Linked DNA regions of Homo sapiens: region 1 is linked to region 2. Evidence: read pairs that join two places in POLR2A ChIA-PET (ENCODE). Cell type or tissue: GM12878. All regions are shown on one strand. Each heading gives the region's core, and the rest is flanking DNA. Links, peaks and the distances in the headings are about the cores only.

Region 1 (10,942 bases), core at 1,959-9,958, 420 kb before region 2:
AACCCCATCAGCTTAAGTCAATAAGCGTTTGATGAGTACATTGCCCTGGGGTATTGTGTTGCTGATAAATGACAGCTGTGGACAAACCGGGCATTTGGGTCAGGCTTTAAACGTGAGTTGGCCAAAAGCTTTTGGGCTGACCCCTACATGAACGGTGATTGTAATCACAGTGAGTAAGCACGGAGTGTTGGTGAATTTCACTAAAAGCAGAGCCATCCCCAAGAGCATGCATACCTTGCCTTGATGGAAGACTCCAAAGTCACCTGACGCCAAATAATGCAACCTCCACTGGTGGCTAGAGTTGTTCAGATCTCATTCGTATTAAAGAGATGAATCATGACCGGGAGTGGTGGCTCACGCCTGTAATCCCAGCACTTCGGGAGGCTGAGGCGGATGGATCACGAGGTCAGGAGTTCAAGACCGGCCTGGCCAACATGGTGAAACCTTGTTTCCACTAAAGATACAAAAATTATCTGGGCATGGTGGTGGGCACCTGTAATTCCAGCTATTCGGGAGGCTGAGTCAGAGAATTGCTTGAACCCGGGAGGCGGAGGTTGCAGTGAGCCGAGATTGTGCCACTGCACTCTAGCCTGGGTGACAGAGTGAGACTTCATCTCAAAAAAAAAAAAAAGATGAATCTTTTTTTCTTGAAAGAAATAAAATAGATATTTGGTAGCATCAGAATGCCTAGTAATAATAAGTATAATCATAATAATAATAGGAGCCAATATTACTTGAACACCTATTAGGTGTCAGGCGTAAACCAAAAGTTGTCATGCTTCTTCTTTGATTCTCATAGTAGCTCCTTTGAGGGAGGTACTAATGATCCCATTTCTCAAATGCAGAAGCTGAGGCTCTGAGGTTAGGTGATAAGCCCAAGTTTATTCAGCTGGTAAGTGGCAGAGCCAGGGTTAAATCCAGGATCGCTGGCTCCAGATCTCCCGCTTAACCTCTGGTGCACTTTTGCATCAGTCAACACAATGAGAGGGTTTGGGTGGGGGTGCTTTTAAAAATTAAAGAACACTGCCTCAGTTGGGGTTATTTAAAGCTTGTTAAATACCTATTTCAATCTGTCACCATGGTAATGATGCCTTTTGTGTATAAGAGATCTTGGAAAACATGGTTTGACTTTTACAGCCCAGGAGATAGGGCTTCTGTTCAAACATTAAGCATTCTCATGCCATCTTCATGGTTTTTCCATAGACATGTACCTCGTCACTATAATTTCCAAATGTGCTTTAATTGACTCAAAGAAAAAAAAAAAGAGTAAGCGACTGTATTTGGGGCATGGAGAGGGGGGAAAAGGTGCTTAAAACAACACAAATTTGTAAGCCCTGGAAGCCAGAATCAAAATGTGTAACCAAACTATAATCAAGGTGTGAACATGGCTGCATTCTTTTCTGGAGGCTCTAAGGGAAAATCTGTTTCCTTGACTTTTCCAGCTTCTAGAGGCTGCCCACATTTCTTGGCTCATGGTCGCTTCCCATTTCCAAAGCCAACAGTGTGCCATCTCTCTGATGATGCTTCCATAGCACAGCTTCCTCTGATCCTCCTCTCTGCCTCCCTCTTCAGCTTTTTTTTTAATTATTATTATTATGGTACAATATACATAACATAAAATTTGCCATCTTAACCATATTTAGGTGTGCAGTGCAATGGTGTTAAATATATTTGCATTGTTGTGTGACCAATCTCCAGGATTTTCTCATCTTGCAAATAATGAAACTCTTTATCCAATAAATGACAGCTCCTAATTCCCTCCTTCCTCTAACCCTGGCAGCCTCCATTCGACTTCCTGTCTATGAATTTGACTACCCCAGGCACCTCATATAAGTGGAATTATATAGTACTTGTCCTTTTGTAACTGGCTTATTTCACTTAGCATGAGTAACTATATTTTCCATGAAAACATTCTCTGACTTCTAGAAATGGAAAATCAGTAATGCTTGTCATAAATAGAGGGAATAGCCATAAAAATGAACAGAATGAAAGCAGCCCATTATTAGATGCTAGCTGAGTTCTACTGTGTGACACTCTGAGGTTCTTATCTCCCACTGAGATTAGCAAATATTAGCAAGGCGCAAAAGATGTAGCAGCACCGAACTGAGACTCTTTCATAATCTGGAAGATGGTAAGACATTTGATAAAGCCAAACCCTCTTGCTATGGGACTCAGTGTTAACTCAAGGCCTGCCTTTCCTTCCACTACTTCAAAACAGTTCAGGTGTTACTGGGAATCGCTGTGTAGAACATCTAGGCAGGAAAGAAGAAATGAACAGGAACACTGAGTGAGCAACTAATCTAATTGGAGAAACAAATATTTGTCCTTTTGTATTTGAGCGTGTGTGTCATTGAGTATACTGAAACAAAAAAATTGGCTTTGCCATCCTGCTGCTTCCTTCACCTGGGTAGATTCCAGTTGATTGTCAATTATATGTCACCAGGTGGTATCAAAAGGCAGTTTAATTCCCCATGAAAATTAGGACTTAACCTGACTCTGTGGCTTTACTGCGAGTACATGGTGCTTGGAAGCTGCTCATTAATCCCATTCTGTAATGCCCTTGAGATCACCAACCTGAAAGTGAATCTCCATTTCCTGCACCATCTCTGCAGCTGGGGTCAGATGGAACATCAGATAGGGTCTGATGACAGTCCCTAGATTATGACTGTAGACAATAAACTGGGGGTATCTTAGCAGCAGATCCAGGATAAATTCCTGGGGACCCATTTTTGCCCCTTTTTAGAATCTACCCAAACGTCCTACAGAGGAAAAATGAAATGATGCATCACTTAATATGTTCAAGTGGAAAGAGAACACAAATCCTTGCTCTGCTTTTTCTGGAAAATTTGCATACATTCTGCCTAGTGTTTTATGTTCCAGAATAATCTTTCTTTCATTCTTTTGTTAGTTAAAACAGAAACCAGAGACCTCATTGGGGGTGTATGGTTTTAAGCAAGATTTATATTATAATAAAGAAGCCCTTTTTGGATCCACATCAAAACAATTTGACCCTTTCTACAAATTCATTCTAGAGTTTCTGCGTGTTAAGGGAGAGGGTGAGGATAAACCCAGAATTGTTGCTAGTTCCTGCATGTCTTTTATTTCCTCTTAATTGCTGCGTGGACCAGCCCCATCCTAAACTGAATAGACTCACTAAGGATTCTCTCCTGGGCCAGAATCCTCACTCCAAATGAGCTAGCCATAATCACCTGTCGTTATTGAAGCACCAATTCAGGTGAGGTTTTTACCATCATTTCATCACCAACTCTTGGAGACACAGCCACCGTGAGTGTCTTGCTTTTGTTGTTATTAATAGGTTTTTTGTTAAGACCACAGATTTGCAGGCCCCATAAAAGAACTCCAAGGGCCCCCCCTTTTTTTTTTTTCTATCACTCTTTGTAGTCCTATCCTGTGATAACTGCATTTGTTTGGGGAGATAAGGAACTTTCGTTGGTCATTTTAGATAGGATACCATATGTCAAATTTGTAAAATCTTGTTAACACTGTGTTTTCTTCACTAGAGAGTTACCCTCTAGTAGGGGAAAATGGAACTGCCAATTACAGCAGGCTCCTGCTGTGAATAAACTGGTGTTATATTCCCAGACATCAGGCTCTGCAAGGAGAGAGCCCCCAGTTGCCTTTTCCTTTCTAGCCTGATAGACAAAGCTTTAGAGTAAAGCGTAATTAGCTTGACTGACAATCAGGAAAATACAATCTTCAGTATCTGTTTTTATTTTAAGGTCTACTTGTTTTGGAGACATATTCCAAAGTCATTCAGCAATTCATTCCTCAATGCAAAATTCAGTCAATTGAAAGGCCAGAATTTGCTTAAAACATTCAATGTGTTTTTCAAAAGAGAGATAAATGAATCCACCTAGTGACCAACAAAACTTATGGTATATCAGACTATAACTATTAAAGGAGAAACTATAAATCCCCGTGGCAGTAGAGATAATAAATTTTTTTAGGCTGACCCCTTTGGGGGGAATTTGGATCTTACACTGCGTTCTTAATTTTATTGAGGCAAAGATATTGCAGAAAGAAAATCGTTTCTCTGGCACTAAACACAAATAATGTACAACAATAATCGTGACTTCCTGGTAGCCGTTTTCTCATCCGCGGGCTAGCTTCATCATTGTATAATGGTGAGATCTTGTTCATCAACTTCTGTCCCTTAAGAGGTTTTCCTTGCAAAATTGGAAAGGGATATTTTGTATTTTGTTTTGTTTGTTCATTTTGGGTTTTGTTTTCCAAATCTTCTCTAATTCTGCAGGCTGGAAACAGGTAGCTCAGTGAATGTTCAGATCACATCCTCTGGCACCATCTATATAAGGCAATTTGTTATAGAAAGAAGTTAATTGATTTAAGGTAAAGGAAGGGAAATATACAGAAAAGGAGGAGAGATGGAGATTCAAAATGCAAAAACTAAAACACATAGAAGAAGGGGTATACTTCATCATCCATTGGCTGTTTAGTACCTGCTGTGTACCAGGCACCAGGCTGGGCTCCGGAGATAAAGTGATGGATTTTATACCGACTCTGCCTGTGAGTGCTTTCATTTAGCATGGGAAAGAGATGGTGCATACCCTATTCCAACATAATTAAGACTCATTTTATTACAGATAAGCAACCTAGAGACAACTTAGCAACAGAAACTTGTGATCACAGGTATTCAGAAATTTAGCAGAGCAGATGGTTGGGAAGACGTTGGTCAAAGGTTACAAATTTTCACTTAAATAAGAGGAATAAGTTCAAGAGATCTATTGTACAACATGATGACTACATAACAATATATTGTATTCTTGAAAAGTGGTAAGAGAGTAGGTTTTAAGTATTCTCACCACAAAAATGACCACTATGATAGGTAATGCATATATTAATTAGCTTGCTTTAGCCATCCCACGATGTATATGTACTTCAAAACATCATGTCATACATGATAAATGCATACAATCTTATCTGTCAATAAAAAATTTAGAGCAGAATCTAGGTTCCAGATTTTTTTAAAAAGAGACACCTTTTTTTCTTTTGAAATATAGGAAAATTTAAGGATGCCCTTTATCTTTGTTTTAATAATGATTCAACGTTGTACTGGGGATTCTAGCCAATATAATAAGAAAAATAAACAAGATACAGAAACTGGAAGGGAAGAGACAGAATAGTTATCATTTATAGATGATATAATTACCAACATAGAAAATCTTAGCAGAGTTTAGAGCTTATGTGAGAGTTCAACAATGACAATTAGAGCTCATATGAGAGTTCAACAATGTTATTTGATATAAGGTCAGCTTACATAAATCAGCTGTGCACTTTCTATACCAATAATAACCAACTAGAATATGACAAAAAAAGATATTACTCACAATAGTGAGTAACAAAACCCATGAAGTATCTAGGAATTACCCAATAAAGAATACACAGGGCCAGGCACCATGGCTCACGCCTATAATCCCAGCACTTTGGGAGGCCGAGGTGGGCGGATCATGAGGTCAGGAGTTCAAAACCAGCCTGGCCAACATGGTGAAACCCCATCTCTACGAAAAATACAAAAAAATAGCTGGGTGTGGTGATGTGCGTCTGTGATCCCAGCTACTATGGAGGCTGAGGCAGGAGAATCCCGTCAACCCAGGAGGCAGAGGTTGCAGTGAGCCGAGATCGCCCTGTTTCACTCCAGCCCGGGAGACGGTGTAAGACTCTGTCTCAAAATAAATAAATAAATAAAAAATAAAAAAGAATACATAGCACTTTTTTTTAAAACTTTTAAGTTCAGGGGTAACGTGCAGGATGTGCAGGTTTGTTACATAGGTAAACATGTGTCATGGGGGTTGTACAGATTATTTCATCACCCAGGTATTAAGTCTACTATCCATTAGTTATTTTTCCATGGTGTATATGTACCACATTTTCTTTATCCAGTCTATCACTGATAGGCATTTAGGTTGATTCCATGTCTTTGCTATTGTGAATAGTGCTGCAGTGAACATACATGTGAATGTGTCTTTATAATAGAATTATTTATATTTCTTTGAGCATATATCCAATAATGGGGTTGCTGGGTATTTCTGTCTCTAGGTATTTGAGGAATCACCACACTGTCTTCCACAATGGTTGCACTAATTTACACTCCCCACACAGTGTAAAAGTGTTCCTTTTTCTCCACAATCTTGCCAGCATCTGTTATTTTGTGACTTTTTAATAATAGCCATTCTGACTGGGAGACACCCTTTTCTAAGTTACAGATCCCTTCATAGGAAATGTATACATATGGAGTTTTCAAATAATGGAGAATGTCTGTAATAAGTAGTAGCATGTGACTGAAAAAATGGCTTCTGGTGCTACTAGTGTCTCCAGTCATCTCAGGGACAACACCTTTTCAGAGTAAGTAACCAGGCACCTTTCAAATACTGTGTCATAGGAATTAGCTTCTTCCACCTAAGAGACCAAGCTCTCTGTTTCATGCTTTGGGTAATCCTTTCCTGCTGGAGTCTGACCAAGTAAGGATGGGCCTTGGTTGAAGTCACAATGCAGCGAGCCCTGGGAAAGCAGGAATTTGGCCATGGCTCGCCCAACAAGATGACCACCTCTTTTTGACACTAGTCTTCCCTTCTCACATGTATGCCGTCCTTACTTGCAATGGTAACACTTTGTCCTAGCATCTCTCTTTCCTATTCCTTTCTATCAGAGGTGGTCTTAATAGTAAGCAGTCACAAAACAAAATGACTGAAGGTGATTGCATATTTAGCTGGTCAAGAGCACAGGGTTTGGAAGCAAGACAGACCTGGCTGTGAATCCTGATTCTGGGCATAATACTTAGTCCCATTAAGCCTCCTTTCTCATTTGTAAAAGTGTGGGCCAATAAGACTTAAGGCAAAAGGTAGTTGCAAATGTTAAATGTGCTAATGTGTGCAAAGAGCTTAGGGTGGTCCCTGTATCTGGTGGTGGCCACTTAAACGATGGCTGTTGTTAAGTGACAGAATGAGGATAACCCCCTTCCACCACATGCAGAGAGGTATTGAGAATACAAGTGGAAAGCTCAGTTTTCTCTTGACATGCCATCACACCCAAACTAAAGTGTTTCAGGCTTACCTCTTGCTGCTTTCTGCAATATGATGAAAAATTCTAGACCCAAATGGAATCAAGTTCTTTTTTTTTTTTTTTTTTTTGAGACGGAGTCTCACCTGTTGCCCAAGCTGGAGTGCAGTGGCGCAATCTCACTCACGGCAAGCTCTGCCTCCCAGGTTCACACCATTCTCCTGCTTCGGGCTCCCAAGTAGCTGGGACTACAGGGGCCCACCACCACGCCTGGCTAATTTTTTTTGTATTTTTAGTACAGACAGGGTTTCACCGTGTTAGCCAGGATGGTCTCGATCTCCTGACCTCGTGATCTGCCCGCCTCGGCCTCAAGTTCCTTTTTTAAAGGTTCACAAACTATGTGACCTTTTAATGACAAAAGTATGACTTTATACCTCTAGAGAAAATTACCATTCAGATTGTTCTGAGCTGATTACCCTTGCCTTTCAACTGCAAACTTTCCCAATCAAAAGTGTGAGCATAAAGAACAGCATCATTGCAAACATGTAATCTATCTGACATCTTGCTTTTCATATAATTGAAAGAACACATATGTCAGTTTATACTCAAGCAAAAATGATATATGGTATCAATGTGAAACATGAGAGATGATCTAATTTTTTCTCTCATTAATGAATATTGAGCAAATAGAGCATTTCAGGATCAAGGAATATATGAGATTCTGTGTATTTATTTTCTTCATTACTCTAGCTACAGTGTCACCCGAGAGTATCTGGGAGATGACAACCAGGCAATTAAAGGCAACTCTGTCCAAGCGCTGGCCCTGCCGTAGTGAATCATGACCCTTTCTCTGGCCTCCCCATGGCTGAACCCCTGTCCTTGGGGAACCTAGGCTGTGAATGACTTGGCAGTTACCACAACACATACTTTTTTTATGTACACATGACATGTCTGTGATATGATGCATCTGCTGTCCGCAAAACCATCTAAATGGCTTAACTTCTCCAGATTTCATTTTAAAAGAAAAAGTCACTAATCTACATGAAAAGTTTTGTGTTTCATGTCCAGATTATCTTAGGAACTTCAACTGTTGTTGTAGGGTGAGGATGGGGAGATGGTGTCTCTCAATAGATGAATGAAGCCAACTGCCCATTTTTAACAAAACACATTTGTGGTGACCATTACCTAATACATTCATGAGATGGGTTCCACTAACACAGATCTCTCCGGTGTTTGTTTATTTAATTAAATGGGAGACATGTCCAAATGATTCCTTTTGAGATTTCTTTGGTCTCCAAACTCATGCTGCACATTCCATGTTTACATAGCTTCCTGAATTATCTGCAAAATTGACTAAGAATGCTGCAAAATGCTAAAAATAAAAACATATACATGTAGAATAAGCCTGGCTAATGGTTCTTTTCAGGCATATTTCTTTTCACTGAAATAAATGATAGGGTTTAGATTTTCAACCACTTCCTAACATGATAAAATGAGACACAGTGCTGGTCTCTACTGATTCATTCGTTCTGAGATCAACTTCCACTACAATGAATAATAGCAAATGTAAAATAAATCTTGGCCAGGTACGGTGGCTCATGCCTGTAATCCCAGCACTTTGGGAGGCCAAGGTGGCTTGATCACCTGAGGTCAGGAGTTTGAGACCAGCCTGGCCAACATGATGAAGCCCTATCTCTACTAAAAATACAAAAATTAGCCCAGCATGGTGGTATGCACCTGTAGTCCCAGCTACTCAGGAGGCTGAGGCAGGAGAATTGCTTGAACCTGGGAGGCAGAGGTTGCAGTGAGCCGAGATTGTGCCACTGCACTACAGCCTGGGCAACAGAACGAGACTCCCATCTCAAAAAAAAATAAAAAATAAAAAACAAATCTCTGTGTTTCTGCCTCATCATAGAAAAGGCTGTGTTAAATTCATTTACTAGATGAAAATAAGTATTATTAATTTGTTTCTTTGTTCTTTGATCAACTTCTTATTTAAGAACTCTTACTAAGAGCACCTTCATGCTATATTCAATGCTATAACTTTGCATTAAGAAAATGTGGTTATCATAAAGAAAATGGTGAGGCCACATTTGTCAGATACCTGACATACTCCCTGTGGAGAATTTTTAAATTTCTTACTTTGTAAGAAGCCTGTCGTTTCCAGTGGATGGTCAAGATGAATCAGGATTTGAGGCTTAAGATTGTTGGTAGTGTTTACTTTGATTTAATGACTCCAACAGATGAGGGGCCACTGGGCTTGCTGATTGGGTCTGTACTGACTTTTAGCCATCATGATGGAGAGTAAAGCTCATGTCCATGAAAGACACAAATCATAATGCAGGGAGGAAGGATCAATGGAGAGAATGTTAGCATAGGTAGTGATTTGCCCTGTCATCGCACTCTCACCTATTGATATATTTTTTCAGTGACAGGATTCTTTCGCTCAGACTTTTTTCTTTTGCTATTATAATAGTTCTCAAAATCAACAAACTTTTAGTTGCTTAGAACAACCACCACAGAAAAGAATGTGAATGTTTATTACCACTGAACTGTACACTTGAAAATGGTAAAGATGATACATTATATATGTATATTTTACCTCAAATCATTTTAAAAGCCCCCATAATGTATATATGAGAATTCTAACAATAACAGATTCTGTCATCTTCCACAAACATTGTCATCTACATTTTTCACTTGGAAGGGGAAGTGCAGTGAGCTCTAGTGAAAAGGCATGCATGGACTTCCACAGGCAGACATCTGGATGTGACTCCTGCCTGCCACGTATTAGCTGGGTGACCTGGGCAAGTTCTTTACTGTTCTGAGTCTCAGGCTCCCCATCTGTTAGGCAGATATAAAAGAAGAGTGCTTCTATTCACAATAGCAAAGACATGGAATCAACCAAAATGCCCATCAATGACAGATTCGATAAAGAAAATGTGGTACATATACACCATGAAATACTATGCAGCCGTAAAAAGAAGAAGACCATGTCTTTTGCAGGAGCATGGATCGAGTTGGGGGGCATTATCCTTAGCAAACTAATGCAGGAACAAAAAAACCAAATACCACACATTCTCACTTGTAAGTGCGAACTAAGTGATGAGAACTCATGGACACAAAGAAGGGAACAACAGATACTGGAGCCTACTTGAGGGTGAAGGGTAGAAGGAAGGAGAAGAGCAGAAAAAAAATAACTATTGGGTACTGGGCTTAGTACCTGAGTGATGAAATAATGTGCACACCCCCATGACATGAGTTTACCTATAAAACAAACCTGCACATGTACCCTTGAACTTAAAATAAAAGTTAAAGATGAAAGAAAATAAAATTAAAAAGTACTTAATTCATGATATGGTTTGGCTGTGTCCCCACCCAAATCTCATCTTGAATTATAATCCCCATGTGTTATGGGAGGGACCTGGTGGGAGCTGACTGAATTATTATGGGGGTGGTTTCCCCAGTACTGTTCTTATGATAGTGAGTTCTCAGGAGATCTGATGGTTTTATAAGCAACTGGCATTTTCCCTTGCTGGCACTCATTCTCTCTTCTGCCGCCCTGTGAAGAGGTGCCTTCCGCCGTGATTGTCAGTTTACTGAGGCCTCCCCAGCAATGCCGAACTGTGAGTCAATTAAACCTCTTTTCTTTTTTCTTTTTTTTCTTTTTTTTTTTTTGTTTGAGATGGAGTTTTGCTCTGTTGCCCGGGCTGGAGTGCAGTGGTGCAATCTTGGCTCACTGCAACCTCCACCTCCCGGGTTGAATCGATTCTCCTGTCTCAGCCTCCCAAGTAGCTGGGGCTACAGGCGTGTGCCACTACGCCTGGTTAATTTTGTTATATTTTTAGTAGAGATGGGGTTTCACCATATTGGCCATGCTGGTCTCGAATTCCTGACCTCGTGATCT
Region 2 (10,942 bases), core at 1,908-9,907:
AATCGTGAAATGGGAGAAAATATTTGCAAATCTTTTATCTGATAAGGGGTTAATATCCAGATTATATAAAGAACACCTACAACTTAACAAAAAAGATGACCCAATTTAAAAATGGGCAAAGTACTTAAATACGCACTTCTCCAAAGAAGATATACAAATAGCAAACACACAAGATGCTTAACACCATTAATCTTGGGGAAATGTAAATCCAAATCACAATACCACTTTACACCCATTAGGGTTGGCTATTATCTAAAAAACAAGTGAACAAGTATTGGCTGGCCAAGGATGTAGAGAAACTGAAACTTTCCTTTCTGAGACAGTGTCACTCCGTTGCCAGGGCTGGAGAGTGGTGGTGCAACCTCGGCTCACTGCAACCTCTGCCTCCTGGGTTCAAGCAATTCTCCTGCTTCAGCCTCCCAAGTAGCTAGGATTACAGGTGCCTACCACTACGTCCAGCTAACTTTTTGTATTTTTAGTAGAGACGGGGTTTCACCATGTTGGCCAGGCTGGTCTCGAACTCCTGACCTCGTGATCAGCCCACCTCAGCCTCCCAAAGTGCGTGAGCCACTGCCCCCAGCCAAGAAACCAAAACTCTTGTGCATTGCTGGTAGGAACAATGCAGTCACTGTGGAAAGCAGTTTGGTTGCTCCAAAAACAACAACAACAACAACAACAAAAATTATGAAACCACCCTATGATTCAGGAATCCCATTTCTCCATAGATCCCCAAAAGGTGAAAACAACCCAAATGTGCCAACAGCACATGAATGGATAAGCAAAATGTGAGAGATAAACACACACACACACACGAATATTATCCAGTCTTTAATCTGAAAGAAATTCTGACATGGATTAAGCTTGATGGCATTATGCAAAGTGAAATAAGCCAGACACAAAAAGAACGACTATTGTATGATTCCACTTATATGAGCTATCAAGAATAGTCAATTTAGAGTCGTCTGGAACTGTGGGGAGGAAGGTGAAGGGACTTATTCTTTAATGTGTACAATGTTTCAAGTTTGTGTAAATGAAAAGTTCTGCAGATGGATGATAGTGATGGTAACATACATCGTGAGTGTACTTACTGGCAATAAATTGTACACTTCAAATAGTTAAAATGGTAAGGTTTACATTAGGTATATTTCAATAGGTATTTCCCCACAAAGAAGATACACAAATGGCCAATAAGCATATGAAAAGATGCTCAGCATTATTATCTATTAGAGAAATGCAAATCAAAACCACCCATTTCACACCCACTAGGGTGGCTATAATCAAAAAGATGAATAATGAACGAGTGCTGGGTTGATGTGGGGAAACTGGTAATGTCATACATTACTGGTGGGAAAGTAAAATGGTGTAGTTGCTTTGGAAAGTACTTGGGCAGTTCCTCAGAAAGGTAAATGCAGATTTGTAATCCAACAATTCCATTCTATTAAATGAGTGAATTATGTATTTTAAAAGTATGCTATTACTTTTAAAAATGGTGAGGATAATTAAAAGCTATTTGCATGATTAGTTTTTTCCACCTTTCCCTATCCTATTTTAGAAAGGGGAATTTGAGGTTTAACAAGCAGAATTTTTAATTTTTAATTTCACAGAATTTTTGATATGCCTAATATTAATCCTTATTAATGTACAATTGCTTTTGGTTCCTAAAATTTATCTTTAAATTTTATGAGACTCTCCACATGCACTTCATACTTAAACATACCAGGGCAAGTTATACTGAAATAGGACGCTTATACTTTTCATTTCTTAAATTAATAATTTTTTGTGCTTTTAATAATCACCAATTCATAGCGTGAGTTCAGATTTCCATATGCACAGAGTCTTGTGGTGTGTTTTAATCTCATCTTTCCATTAACCATCTGACATGACATGTTTGCGGTCCAAAAAAAGCACATTAATGGGAACAGCCAGACAAGAGGTATGGGATCCCAGGTAATGGAAATTCTGAAGAGATTCAAAGACTCTATGGCACTAACTCATGAGACAGAAATTAAGCCCCATAAATTGACATGAATTATGAACACACTGTAGTCTTAACTTTCAAATAAATCAAGCAGTTACTCTAAATTAGATCAATACGATGCAATTCAAGTGATACTATTCCACATATATATATGGGGAGGGCATTCATAAAATGTGAAAGATACAGCTTTTTGATGGAGGACAACTATTTGATAAAAACAAAAACAGAAAATGCTTCCCTAAAAGTTATATAATTCAGGGGCCAGGCGCGGTGGCTCACGGATGTAATCCCAGCACTTTGGGAGGCCGAGGCGGGCTTATCACAAGGTCAAGAGACCAAGACCATCCTGGCCAACATGGTGAAATCCTGTCTCTACTAAAAATACAAAAATTAGCTGGGTGTGGTGGCACAAACCTGTATTCCCAGCTACTCGGGAGGCTGAGACAGGAGAATTGTTTGAACCCAGGAGGCGGAGGTTGCAGTGAGCCAAGATTGCAGCACCGCACTCCAGCCTGGGTGACACAGCGAGACTCCATCTCAAAAAAAAAAAAAAAAAAAAAGAAATTATATTCAGGCACAAAAAACAGGCCATGCGCAAATCAACTAAAAACTTGGCAACAAAAACAATTTCTTAGGAATGTACACTCACTGGATGAGTAGAAATGAGAACAAAAAAACCCTTGGCTTTCAATATGAAAATCAAATTATTCTAAAAAGATGCTCATAAGACATAAACACATTTTCAACTTCAGAACAAATTTCTCCACATAAAATCCCCTCCAATAAAATACATACTCAAAATTTAAATCTACTTTACTGAAATTAACTCAATAATGTACTGAAATTAATCACCATTAACTAAGTAGCTTCACCTCCCTTCACTTCCTTTTTCTTCTCCCCTTCCATTTTCCCATTTTTGCAGTTTCTCCTGTAGGAAAGTACAATTCATATCTCTAATAAATATATCCTGGTGCTAGATTTTACATTGACCTTTTTTCTCCATAGGAACTCACAAGTTCATATTCAAACATGTTTCTCTCACAATTCTCTAAAGGCTAAAGGTATTTTCCAGAGGCTTAAGGACAGAAAATCCATCTTTTCTTTTCCCAAGTGGTGCTACAACAATTTAGTGGCCAGCGGCCAACCACCTTAACGTACTGGTTCCTAACATTTCCAGTTCTACTAAGATTACTCTCTACTCAGCCTATCTGCATTGCACACAAAGTGTGAGGAACACTAAGAGCACAACAAAGCTCAGGAGAGTCCTACTACTATTAGCTACTCCAAAGGATAGCAAATACTGCACCATTTATAAACATCAAACGGGAATCTGAGAAGAATGAATAAATAAAATCTAATGGAGATGATCATTCATTAAAGGTGACAGGCTTAAAATACACTTAATGTTTAAAAGGCAGATATTTCAATCAGATGACTTAAAATGTCAAATAATTCAGTCTTAATTATATGACTGAGGCAAACAAAACAAGTATATTTAATCTGAATACTGAATTAAATAAGTGAAAGATCTGCAAAAGTAAGAAAACACTGAGTTGCTTACATAAAATTATGACATTTTTAAAAGGACTAATTTTAAAACACAAATTACTCTCTCTATAAATGGGGCACGAAACAAGAGATTCTTTTACATTATCATTCCACATCATATTACATCTTGTCGACTAACTGAACATTAAAATAGATCAGTGGAACAGAAGAGAGCGGAGAAGCACACCCACACATATATGAAAATCTGATATATGGTAAAGGACAGATTAGTCAGTAAACTGAAAAATATTGAGACTACTCCAAAATGTTAATAGGATTTAAAAACTAAATAATGTGTTTTTTCTGATTACATTAATAGTACAGCCATTATAAGAAATAATAAAGACATAGAAGTATGTATCCATAATCTGCAGTCAACCATCATCACTAAAGTAACATTTTAATATATTTTTCAAATTTGACATCCTAATATTCCTTTTTCCCTCCTCCTTACTCACTACGGGTATTTGCATGGGACAAACAGTCTTTGAGGGCAAGATTTTTAACTGCACCACGTATTTGTGCCATAATTTATTAATCACAGTTTAAAAAAATATTTAGGGCTGGGTGCGATGGCTCACGCCTGTAATGCAAGCACTTTCGGGGGCTGAGGCAGGCAGATCACCTGAGATCAGCAGTTCAAGACCAGCCCGGCCAACATGGTAAAATCCCACCTCTACTAAAAATACAAAAATTAGCCAGGCATGGTGGTGAGCGCCTATAATTCCAGCTACTGGAATTACAGACAGGCTGAGACAGAAGAATCGCTTGAACCCAGGAGGCAGAGGTTGCAGTGCGCCAAGGTTATGCCACTGCACTGCACTCCAGCCTGAGTGACAGAGCAAGACTGTCTCCAAAAAAAAAAAAAAAAAAATTAGGTCACATCTACTTCATTACAATTAAAAATAATTATGTAGTTATGTGATTAACAGCCTAATAATAAACCCTGTAGGCATCTATTTATCACCTGAGGATAGATTTCTGTAAGTGAAATTATTGAGTCCGAAGTATGAAGTACATACGTCAAGACTTTTGTTTCAACCTTCAGAAACTCCCCAGACACCATGTACCATACTTTGTAGTGTCATCAGTAATATAAAGCAACATGTTACATTTGAGTATGATAACCTTTCAAAAATTCTGTCAATATGCTAGTAGAGAAACAGTTTAATTTACATTTCCTTCATTGCTAGTGAAATGGAATATTTTTACCTGATTTTGACCACAAGACACTTGTTTTATGTGTTAACAGGTCCTTTGCAATCCCTCATCCCAGGGCTTCTTCAATTTTGGCACTACTGACATTTTCTTTTTTCTTTTGGAGACAGAGTTTCACTCTTGTCGCCCAGGCTGGAGTGCAATGGCGATCTCGGCTCACTACAACCTCCGCCTCCCTGGTTCAAGCAATTCTCCTGCCTCAGCCTCCTAAGTAGCTGGGATTACAGGCACCTGCCACCATGCCTGGCTAATTTTTGTATTTTTAGTAGAGACGGTGTTTCGCCATGTTGGCCAGGCTGGTCTCAAACTCCTGACACTTCAGGTGATTCGCCGCCTTGGCCTCCCAAAGTGCTGGGATTACAGACGTGAGCCACCAGGCCCGGCCACTGCTGACATTTTCAAGTTGGATAGAATTCTTTGTCACAGGAGGATGTCCTTTGTACTGGAGGATGTGGAGCTACATCCCTGGCCTCTACCCACTAGAAACCTGCAGCACACCACCCACTCCAGTTGTGACAACCATAAATGTCTCCCAACATTATCAAATGTTCCTTGGGAGTCAAAAATTGTCCCCAGTTAAGAACCATGGGCCCATTCCCCACCTCTCTAAAATTATCTGTCTTTTGCTTATTTTTGTGTTATGGAAAAGGTAAATTATGTGATACAATTATGAACAGAATTTTTGGATTCTCATTTTGTACTGACTGCTTCAAAGGTAAAAAGTATTGTTTTTGGCCAGGCATGGTGGCTCACACCTGTAATCCCTGCACTTTGGGAGGCCCAGGTGGATGGATCACTTGAGGTCAGGAGTTTGAGACCAGCCTAGCCAACATGGTGAAACCCCATTTCTACTAAAAATACAAAAATGAGCTGGCATGGTGGGGCATGCCTGTAATCCCAGCTACTCAGGAGGCTGAGGCAGGAGAATCACTTGAACCTGGGAGGCCGAGGTTGCAGTGAGCCAAGATGGCGCCACTGCACTCCAGCCTGGGCAACAAAAGCAAAACTCAGTCTCATAAAAAAAGTATTGTTTTTTATATAAATGAAATGACACTAAAATATTTCTCATGTTTCCTATTTTGAAATTATCCTTGAAGTGTTACATATTTTCTTGCTCATAAACTTCTATCTGAAGATGGCATAGTACCTGCTTTGAAACAATAAAGTTTTGACAAAAATTCTGAAGGGAAAGTATTTGCCACTGAAAGTGACAAATTTTTCAAATTAGAGTGCTAAATGGTTGTACACATAAAGGATCCAATCAGATGAAAAAGAAAGCTTCAGAAGGTAACACAAACTTTCAGACAATAGCTCAGTGTAAACCTGGGTTTCTTTCTTGGCAACTTACATATTCATGATAAGGATTCTAAAAATGCCTAAAGATTCAAATTACTACCTATTCATCCACCTCTCCCTACCAATTAAAACAAAAAGTCCAACCAACAGTATATTCCGGTTAGCCTGACTTGTGCTTAATTTTTAGCCTTTGAGCCCTTATAGAAAATGTCCCTGGCTGGGCGGATCACAAGGTCAGGATTTTGAAACCAACCTGGCCAGAATGGTGAAACCCTGTCTCTACTAAAAATACAAAAATTAGCCAGGCTTGGTGGCACGCACCTGTAGTCCCAGCTACTCAGGAGTCTGAGGCAGGAGAATTGCTTGAACCTGGGAGGTGGAGGTTGCTGTGAGCCAAGATCATGCCACTGCACTCCAGCCTGGGTGACACTGCACTCCACTGGGTGACAGAGTGAGACTCCATCTCCAAAAAAAAAGAAAAAACAAAAAGAAAAAAAAATGTCCCTAGAATCTATTACTATACCAACATAGACTCCTCCCTTCTATGTCAGTGCTGTACCAAAGATGACTCTTCTAACAGCACGGCTCACAATGACCACAGCCAACAAAGAGATGTTGAGTTTTTTAACTTGTACTAGCTTAATGGCTGAAGTGGATCTACCTTCCTCCCTGAAACTAGAGTGTCACTTTTCTCACCACTTTTGCTCCTGCTTTTTACCACCCCCTCTACAATCTAGTTGATAACCAATTCCAATCTGCCATCAAAAGGGACTGATCTATCCCTTCACCCCCACATGTGTCAGACAGGACCGGGTTGGTAGGACCTGGGCCCTTTTTTTCATTCTACCAACTCAGCCCTAACATGAAGGTCAACAGCAGTTAGCAAGTCCTGAAGAAATATGTAACAATCCTTGACTAACAAAATTACTTTGTTACTGCCAGCAGGTGTGCTTAAAACAATAAAACAAAATTCATTTGGAAAACCAGACTTACAGATATTAAATAGAAAATAAAACATCATAAACACTTAATTGCCGAGATTTCAGTGATGGTACAAGAGAACCTAAAGATCACAGTGTAGGTTTAGGGCTCAACAAGGAAGGGCCTCAGGACAAAGTTGGAACTTTAAGCTGAACCTTACAGAAAAAGGAATTGGAAATATATTGACTAAAGTAAAGCCAAGAAGCAGGTGTTTAATATAAACAATAAATGAGTTTCTCAAACTCAGCACTATGGACATCTTGAGCCAAAGGGTTTTAGCTTGTGATGTGCTGCTGTCTGTGTGCACTGTAGGATATTTGCATCCCTGACCTCTATCTAGCAGCAATCCTCACTCCAAGTGGTAAAAAAAAGTCTCTAGTCATTGCCAAATGAACCATGGGAGGGAAGTGGTTCCTGGTGGAGAACACTGCAATACACAATCCCTTTTGTTAACATCTTAACTGGTTACCTTAAAATAATAAGGCTGGGGAAATCAGAACTGCCAAGATCAAAGTCACAAAATTTGAGGAATAAGATTTGTAGCACATGTATATACATCTTTTTAAAGAAAGAGGGAAAGAGAAATCTAAATAATCTAAACCTAATATACAGATGATTCATTTAAAAAAATATACTCATTAGCATTAAAATCTCATGAATCACTTTCAGTTGTACAGGACAATGTGCTATGAAGATCTAATCTAGAATTTTTTTCTTGGGTGTAGTCGTCTGTGTATTAAGTGGAGGGGGAAAAAAAATCCCCCTTCTATCCAACCCAAAGACCAATCCATGTGATATACAGCAAAGAAGACAATAATCATTTCATTTTTAAATTTAGGGAGACTGAAAGACATATGTAAATGATTAAAGCTTAAAATATCTGTTACTGAAATATAAAAATGAGTTAGCACTGCCACAAGTGGTGAGAGATTACTGTATATTTTAATACAAAGGTTTTATCCTGAAGAATCTTGAGTTTGACAGTAAAACAAAAGTATCTTAACAATGTCTGCTATGTTAGCTAATATTTTGGTATTCGTTTATTTTGTGTAATTTTATATACAGATTACTTTCACTGCTACTTTAAAGTATATCCCAGAGTTATGTGCTACTTTAAAAATGCCAATCACGTAAGTAATAATTATCTGGAATGCATCTGGAATGTATCTCATACTTTCAAAAAAAGAAGAAAAAAATCATTAAAAGCAAAGTACCTATCACAAGAACAATTTGTACTTTGGTTTAAGGACTGAATACATGGAAAATGAACATGTCAACGCTACTAAATGAATTAACGCTTCCTGGGAATCTCCATTTACATATGACAAAACTAAAAAGATAAACTGGAAATTTGTACTGATACATAATTATACATATTTATGGGATACATGTGATACTTTTCATACATGTTTGCAACGTGTATTGGTCAAATCGATATTTGGGCTATCCATTTCAAACATTTATCATTTGTGCTGGGAACATTTCAAATCTTCTCTAGCTATTTTGAAATATACAATAAATTGTTAACTATAGTCATCCTACTGTGCTATCAAATACTAAAACTTATTCCTTTTATCTGACTGTACTTTTGTACCCAGTAACCAATTTCTATTCATTCCTGGCCCCCCACCCTTCTCAGCCTCTGATAACCCTCATTCTACTCTCTACCTCCGTTAAGATCAACTTTTTTAGCTCCAACATAATGCATGAGAACATGTGATATTTGTCTTTCTGTGCCTGGCTTATTTCACTTAACATAATGACCTCCAGTTCCATCCACATTGGTGCAAAGGATGGGACTTCATTCATTCTTTTTATATCTGAATTGGACTGTATTTCACTGTGTGTGTGCGTATATATACACCATTTTCTTTATCCATGCATCCATTTGTAGATACTTAGATTGATTCTCTATCTTGGCTACTGTAAATAATGCTGCAATAAATATTAAAGTGCAGGTATTGGCCGGGCGCAGTGGCTCATGCCTGTAATCCCAGCACTTTGGGAGGCAGAGGTGGGCGGATCAGGAGTTCAAGACCAGCCTGGCCAACATGGTGAAAGCCCGTCTCTACTAAAAATATAAAAATTAGCCAGGCGTTGTGGTGTGTGCCTGTAGTCCCAGCTACTTGGGGAGGCCGAAGCAGGAGAATCACTTGAACTCAGGAGGCAGAGGTTGCAGTGAGCCGAGATTGTGCCACTGCACTCCAGCCTGGGCAACAGAGCGAAACTCCATCTCAAAAATGGAAAAAAAAAGAAAGTGCAGGTATCTCTTTGACACACTGATTTCTTTTCTTTTGGACATTTATCCAGCAGTGGGGATTGCTAGGTCAGATGGTAGACCTATTTTTAGGTTTCTGAGGAATCTCTACACTGTTTCCCATAGTGGCTGTACCAATCTACATTTCCACTAGCAGTGTACTAGTGTTTCCCTTTTTCTGCACCCTTGCCAGAATCTGCCATTTCTTTTTCTTTCCTTTTTTAGACAGGGTCTCACTCTGTCACCCAGGCTGGAGTGCAGTGATGCAATCTCACCTCACTGCAACCTCTGCCTCCTCGGCTCAAGTGATGCTCCCACCTCAGCTTCCCGAGTAGCTGGGACTACAGGTGTGTGCCACCATGCCTGGCTTGTCTTTTTGATAATGGTCATTTAACTGGGGTGTATAACATCTCATCGTGGTTGCGATTTACATTTTCCTGATGATTACTAATGTTGAACATATTTTCACATACCTGTATGTCTTCTGAAAATGTTCAGATAATTAGCCCATTTTAATTGGATAATTTGGTGTTTTTGCTTTTGAGTTGAATTCCTTACATATTCTAGTTATTAATCCCTTGTCAGAAAGATAGTTGGCAAATATTTTCTCCCATTTCATTTTCTTCACTCTACTGACTCTTCCCTTGTGCGGAAGCTTTTTAGCTTGATGTAATCCCATTCATCTGTTTTTGCTTTCGTTCCCTGTGCTTTTGAGGTCTCACCTACCTTTGCCCAGACCAATGATCTGAACTGTTGGAAATGTTTTTTTTTTTTTAAGAACAAAACTAGGGCCAGGCAGAGTAGCCAATGCCTGTAACCCCAACACTTTGGAAGGCTGAGGCAGGAAGACTGCTTGAGCCCAGGAGTTTGAGTCCAGCCTGGGCAACATAGCGAGATCCCATCTCTACAAAAAATTTAAAAATTATCCAGGCATGGTGGCATGTACCTATAATCCTAGCTACCTGGGAGGCTGAGGTAGGAGGATTGCTTGAACCCAGAAGTTCAAGGCTGCAGTGAGCTATGACTGTGCCACTGCACTGCAGCCTGGGCAAAAGAGGAACAGTCTCTAAAAAACAAAACAAAACTATAGCTTGCTGCAGTCTCATCCCTCCAAAAGAAGTTATTCAAAAAGCACTACTCATAGTTATCAAATGGAGCTAGGATTCTTGAAGACTAAGAAATTGGAGGAAAATATGTGTCCACTAACTGGTAGGAATCTCCATAGCCTGAGTAATAATAGTCAGCAAGTGTTCTGCGTTACCTGGAAAATTCTACACACACAAAAACTATAGATTTGGAGGGAAGAGGAGGAGTTAAAATAAAACAAAACTACTAACTCAATGATGGCACCATTTAACACTCTTTTTTAAAGGTGCATTGTTTAAAGACATTTATAAAAAGGAGGGAAGTAATCAGAAAACTGTAATAGTAGTACAAGAGGTTCAAAGTCTAAATGACCAGTTTAAAAAGAAAAAAATACACACACCCACACACAGAAAAGTGGAGAAGAAACCAATGATTATTTTAAATCAAAAACATTTTCTAAAATGAAAAATAACAAGCACTGGTGAGGATATGGAGAAACTGGGACCAATGGGCACTGCTGATGGGAACGTAAAATGGCGCGGCCATTGTGGAATACAGTTCCTCGAAAAGTTAAACAC

What was found. Peaks named below come from ENCODE experiments on the same cell type or tissue, not always from the same donor. Only the 100,000 strongest peaks of a DNase experiment are listed, where the experiment ranks them.
Region 1: POLR2A ChIA-PET joins it to region 2 with 7 read pairs; 2 of 35 experiments call an interaction of 5 or more read pairs at or near these places.

Annotation. Positions count from the first base shown.
Region 1 is chr3:73,458,767-73,469,708 of GRCh38, reverse strand. All of the region lies in intron 3 of PDZRN3 (PDZ domain containing ring finger 3), which reads left to right. Among named protein-coding and RNA genes, the nearest start is that of PDZRN3-AS1, 160 kb to the left of the region's middle. In GM12878, for the core only: no CTCF peak of the experiment used is centred there; no DNase peak of the experiment used is centred there.
Region 2 is chr3:73,033,958-73,044,899 of GRCh38, reverse strand. All of the region lies in intron 2 of PPP4R2 (protein phosphatase 4 regulatory subunit 2), which reads right to left. Among named protein-coding and RNA genes, the nearest start is that of EBLN2, 22 kb to the left of the region's middle. In GM12878, for the core only: no CTCF peak of the experiment used is centred there; no DNase peak of the experiment used is centred there; H3K27ac peaks cover 1,048 bases.